2 separate regions of the Homo sapiens genome follow, and region 2 is linked to region 1. Evidence: chromatin loops called from intact Hi-C (ENCODE). Cell type or tissue: right lobe of liver. All regions are shown on one strand. Each heading gives the region's core, and the rest is flanking DNA. Links, peaks and the distances in the headings are about the cores only.

The links. Hi-C counts contacts between places; a loop is a spot of excess contacts. Peaks named below come from ENCODE experiments on the same cell type or tissue, not always from the same donor. Only the 100,000 strongest peaks of a DNase experiment are listed, where the experiment ranks them.
Region 2: it touches region 1 in a loop (1.8-fold over the local background); 36 of 110 quality-filtered maps call a loop at or near these places.

What each region holds. Positions count from the first base shown.
Region 1 is chr15:63,563,396-63,566,319 of GRCh38, reverse strand. All of the region lies in intron 8 of USP3 (ubiquitin specific peptidase 3), which reads right to left. Among named protein-coding and RNA genes, the nearest start is that of FBXL22, 33 kb to the left of the region's middle. In right lobe of liver, for the core only: no CTCF peak of the experiment used is centred there; no DNase peak of the experiment used is centred there.
Region 2 is chr15:63,513,577-63,516,500 of GRCh38, reverse strand. The region is part of intron 1 of USP3 (ubiquitin specific peptidase 3); the gene reads right to left. Among named protein-coding and RNA genes, the nearest start is that of USP3, 10 kb to the right of the region's middle. In right lobe of liver, for the core only: no CTCF peak of the experiment used is centred there; a DNase peak (open chromatin) is centred at 1,630; H3K4me3 peaks cover 719 bases; H3K27ac peaks cover 544 bases.

The DNA.
Region 1 (2,924 bases), core at 180-2,679:
ATTAAAAAAAAAAAAAGCATCACAGGCAAAGATCTATTTTTTGTCTACAAAAATCCTTTACATTGTCTATAAACCTGAGAAGAGCAAGCAAATATAAGAATTATGTGCCAATGATTATTTACCCATCATTTTAAACATTAATTATAACAAGAACTGATTTAAAAAAATAAAGTTCCATCTTGGGAAGTCAAGACAAATATATTAAATCAGGTTGTACAGAAAGACCTGATTTGAATCATCAAGAGACTTTCCTGAAGAGTGTTAGCTTTAACCGGGATCCTAGACAAAGAGATAGGGACCACAAGGCAAATCCTGTGGGCAGAAGCACATGACATACAGAGACAGCAAAGCAGCAAGACAGAGCTGTGTTAAGAAAAGCAAGGAGTGACAAAGGCTAGCAGAAAAGACTATCAAAATTACAGAAGAACATTTCCTTGAGCCCGGCACTTTCTCTCTTAGATACCTGCACATGTATGTAAAATACTACTCACTGCAGCACTGTTTAGAACAGCAAAGACTAGAAACAGTCCATAAAGCCACTGGGAGGGGACTTGGACACAAATTATGATACAACTGTAAAATGGTCTGAGGAAGCTATTTGTATACTAATATGAATCATCTCAAAGTGGGGAAAAAAAGATGATACATCACCAATTACATTAAAAATGACATAAACACACACACACACTTGTCTGTATATGCACACAGAATATCTGAAAGGATACACAAAACTCTAGTAACTATGGTTGCTTCCAGAAAACAGAATGAATGGCTAGGGAACAGAATAAAACATTCACTGCATATTCTTTTGTTACCTTTTGAATTTTGAACCACATATGTTTTTGCCTATTTAAGAAAATACACTTTAAAGTATTTTTATGAAAAGCAAAAGGATAGAAAGAGCTGAACATACTAAGAAATCATAAGAAGTGTGGTAAGTACATATGTATGTTGGAAAAGGTCAAAACTTCAAGAAAATTTTCCCTGCTAGGTAACTGGCTTTTAGTTTCAGTGGGGAAAAAAAAGAAAGAATAGGCTTAATGATTTCTCTATCCAAAGCTGCTGATTACATTGAGGGTGTGTGTGTTTTGGGGGTGTGTGTATGTATATATATTTGTGTATTTAATAGATGAAAGATGTTTCTACTTCTACACGCATGTTTGTATTTCAGAGTCCTCATATTTCATCCCAAAGGATCAAGTTCTCTAGACACTGTCTGTCATGTGTTAATCAAGGAAAATGGGCTTTTTAAACCTAAAAAAAATTTCTTTGGGATTATAAATAAACATAAATCAAGATTCATGCACTTACACACAGGCATGTTATAAGAATCTTACCTGCATACCTCACAGGGTAAGAGCTGTAAAAAGCAAGCCCCACCTCCCTGCCTCACACCTGGGCATTGTGCAGTGACCTGCACTAAAGCTTTATCCATGATATAATCTCAAGATCTAGATCTGACCAAGAGAAAAACTGTTCTTTGATTACATAAAAATGGGGAACAATCTCAATTACTGCAGAACTAAGAGCAAGCCCAGCTAAGAATACAAAAGCACCCTATTCTCATCAGCCATTCAAGAAATTTAAGAGTTCATGTATGATCTGAAATCTTCCCCAGAGACTCCACATGCTACATTCGTCAGCCTGGTTACCTTATTCCTTCATCAGTAGGAATATTCCAATGTGGAAATTAAACAGCTAAAAACTACATCATGCTCACAGTTGGGCTACAGAAGCTAGAAAGGACAGAGATGTGGAAAGATTTACAGGAAAAGCAGATTTCTACTGTATAAAATATGATAATGTTTCTAAGCTTTCAAGAATGAGGGATCTTGGTCACCATGGGGATCAAGGAAAACAGTATCAAATTAGTTAACGGGCCTTGTTCAAGGTATGTGGGCAAATCATTGTCAACAAATCTATTATTAGCCAACTCCACAAACACCTGGACTCTAATTTTGGTCATTACCCCACGAGATGTATAAACTTAAACAAGTCGCTTCTCCTCTCTGTCTCAGTTTTGTCTCCTCTAAAATGGGGGCAATATTTCCTGCTTGGCTGGAATTTTGTTCTTGCTTGTTTTTTAATGAAGACCAGATAAAAAATACCCAGTGGGTGGCACACAGTAGGCATTCAATAAATGTAAACTATTATTATATAATAATAAAACACAAAGACTAAACTTCTATCAAGAGTCTACTAGGTGATTTATGTTAGAAATTTTTTTATTAGGTCCAGACCTGGACAGTGGTAACTTAACTGTCATTCCTGCCTTTCCTTCTTAAAGTCAAGACATTCTCAAATTCTTATGTTTTTCCTGACAGGAGATTTAAATAGTATGATACATAAAAGGAGTTTCTTTCAAAACCAAGACTAGGGTTAACACTAGTTACTCATGTCAGATCCTCAAGACTAGACTTTTTAGCAAGGCAACAATTTAAAGTCCTTTGAAGTTAATTACCTTTTAAATATTTATCTATATTAACTACATCTTTTTAGGCAATAGGGCAAGATAGATGACTAAGTTTACTACAGCATGAATTTTTTTTAAAGAAAAGTAGAAGGGATGTATATTAGGTGCCAAAATCATAACTAGTAAGAACCATGACTTGCTTCAGAAGGGTAAAATCGGCAGAAGGTGGCCAAGGCTGCTGTCAAACACCTGTAGTGCCTCAAAGCTGCTATCACCCGAATCCCTACAGGGATGACAGACCTACGAGAAAAGGCAGGATTCCTCTGACAGCTAGGTGTACAGCAGAGGTGTATTTTGCTCAAGCGAGGTGAGACAGAAAGCATGGGCACCACAGCAGCTCTCTGGCCACACCGGGATGTGGCACAGCTGCCTTCTGGAGAGTGCATCCCAGGCGCTTGACCACAGCCTTCCCAGAGCTGCCGAACTCAGCTCCGAACAGTTCATATAATAC
Region 2 (2,924 bases), core at 276-2,775, 50 kb after region 1:
TTAATGTGCCATGCAATTAGAGAAAAAAAAATTACCTCCTGTGAGAAAGGAGCTTGATGTACTCCAGCAAAACAATGAAATAAACCAAGAAAAACAAGACATGGGATCCAAGAAATAAGGGATCTAATATTATAAGAGAACAACAGAGGGAATCACACGATAAAAACTGTCCAGCCTGGAGAACTATTTCAAATGACAGCAGAGGTCAGAGGGCTCTGGAAAGGATTTTAGAAAAGAGTTAGTGCTTGGAGATTATCTAATCCGTTGAATGGGTTAAAAAATAATATTCACAGACCTTTGACAGGTTTAAAGGAACATTTAAGAGAAAATGTGTCTAAGGTAAACTAAGCAATTTTTAAAAGAGGCAATTATTGACTCAAGAAAAAATAAAATGTTGGACAAGAAAGAAAAATGAATCACTATAGTAACCAAAATATGTAATCTAATTATATTGGGAAATGGAGAGACTGAAGGGCAAGTGGTGCAAACACTGAAGTCTTCATTTACCACAGCAAGATATCAAGGAATAATACCTAAAAATGACAAATTAAGAAATAACAGAGCATTGGTTAGAATTATGCAGGTAAATATGAGAGAGAATGCTAAATAGAGCCTACAGAGATTGTCTGTGGACAGCAGGACTGAGAGTGGAGGCGAGGAAGACTAAAATTCTATTTTAAGCCCTTTGATACTATTACCTGTCTCTGTATATTTCAGAAATGTGTATTACTGTTCTGAAAACATGAATTAATCTTCATATGGTAAATTGATGTAACATAACAATTCATGAAATTGCTCAATTTTTATCTTTTTTATTAAAAAGTCTAAAATATATTACACAGCATAAAAATTAGAATAGCAGTTTATCATTTGGGGTCAGGCACCTACTGAATTCCTTATTCCCACTGCAGAGTTAATGATATGTGTCCTCCACTAGCAAATGTAATTTCAAAGCTGGCCAAAACTTGTCATCTATATGTTAAGAGATCCAGATACCTACAGAGCCAAAGAAGAGAGGGGCATCTGGTCCTGCTGACTTCCCACACAGAGGCAAATTCTGGTCCACGGGGCTGCCCCCAACCCCCAACTGGCTGTAGCATTTTACTCTATTTTTAAATGGATTCCTTATGCTTTCACCATGAAATGGAAACAACATATAGAAACAATGTGTGTGAAACAACATATTCTCAAAAACTGTAATGCACTAAACAAATTTGTTATGGTTCCTTCTACCACAAATTCAGACTTATTCAGACCTATTTTGGTGAAAAACACCTAATGAAGCTATTATGCCACTCTTGATCTTCATTTTAAATACTGGAACTGGGCTCCTCCTACCTCTAAACGAGGGGAAAGGATAGTGGGAGGAAGGATAAAAACCACTAAAGCCAAAGGAGATTACTAAATCAGAGTCAAAATGGGCCATTTTTGCCTTTGGAAGACCAGACACAAATAGCTTCAAAAAATTATTAGGAGCTCAAATTGTTTCAAAAATAACTTTCCCTATGAAGCTGATCATATAGAAAATAAAAACAAAAGCCATGAACTACTTAAAAATTCTGACATCTAATATCTTCATTTATTTAATACAGCAAGATCTGATGCAATTCCATGCTGTTGCCAACAACCTGAGTAAGCAAGTCCATGGTGAAACAGTGGTGGCACTTCAAAAGACATGAATCAGGTCATAAATGTAAACACCACTCAACTATTATTTCAAAATAATAGTTGCAAGTGTATGCAATATAAGAAAAGACTCGTATATATTTAAGGAAGCACCCCCTCTCACAAGTAAATAAAATAATTAAGAGGTTTAGGGACCTCTTAACATCAAAGACTTTCCTTGGAGAACAATAGGCTTAATATCTGCATTGTACAATTCTCTTCCTCATTCTCTGTGGTTATGTAATAAAGGTTAACACTAAAGTACAAAGTGGAGGGGGAAAAAGTACCACACTTGTACTTACTGGGAAACTCTTTATTCTTTTAAAATCAACGGGACTTATTTTGAAGAAATAGAAAAAAGAAATACAAACTTGGCAAATACGTATACTCTGCCCGAGGGATAGATAATCAATATTTCAGAAAACAGGCACCTGCAAACTCCAAAACCATTAACTATTTCAGTTTTTCTAAATAGCTGTTCTAATTATTTAACCAAAACCAAGAGTCGGAATTTTTTTTTACAATCGATAGAATTTTCAAACATGACCCACATTTTCCCAAAAATCTGTATTATATATTCGAAGAAAAAAACTAGAAATACATATATTTTTTAAATGAGGCTCTAAAAAAAACTATATATAAACAAAACATTCAAAGCAAATAAAATGAAACTAACGCATTTAAGCTCTCAGAATTAAATTCTCATGGCACGAATGTTGAGGTCTGGCAGCTACTTCATACACTTAAGGTGAAGTCTGATCCTTCAGTTTTTATAAAGCAATTTCTCCAATGCTAAAGCATCTCACTATTAATATCCAAAATAATTCACATGGAAATAAGAGTTAATCTTAATGAAACCAAAGAACATTTTACTGTGTGCAACTAAAATTAAAATTTGCTCAACCAGCAATTTGTACCATTGTTGCTCCCACAGTCTCTATATTATACAGTTATTTTTTAAATGCCTAATATAGTAGAACATTTTTCTAACATGTCATCCATCGATTATCTCAGGGAAACATTCCAAGTCAGAAATTTGTTTTCTAGAAATTTCAACTTGATATTCAAAAACTTTAATCAAAATATTACTCCGGCATTGTGCAACAAATGTTCAAAACAAAGTAATGAACAATTTAAATCTATTATTTAAAAAAGAAAACCCACCCAGACTGGTGGCTCATATCTGTAATCCCAGCACTTTGGGAGGCTGAGGTGGAAAGATCACTCAGAGTCAGAAGTTCAAGACCTGGGTAACATCG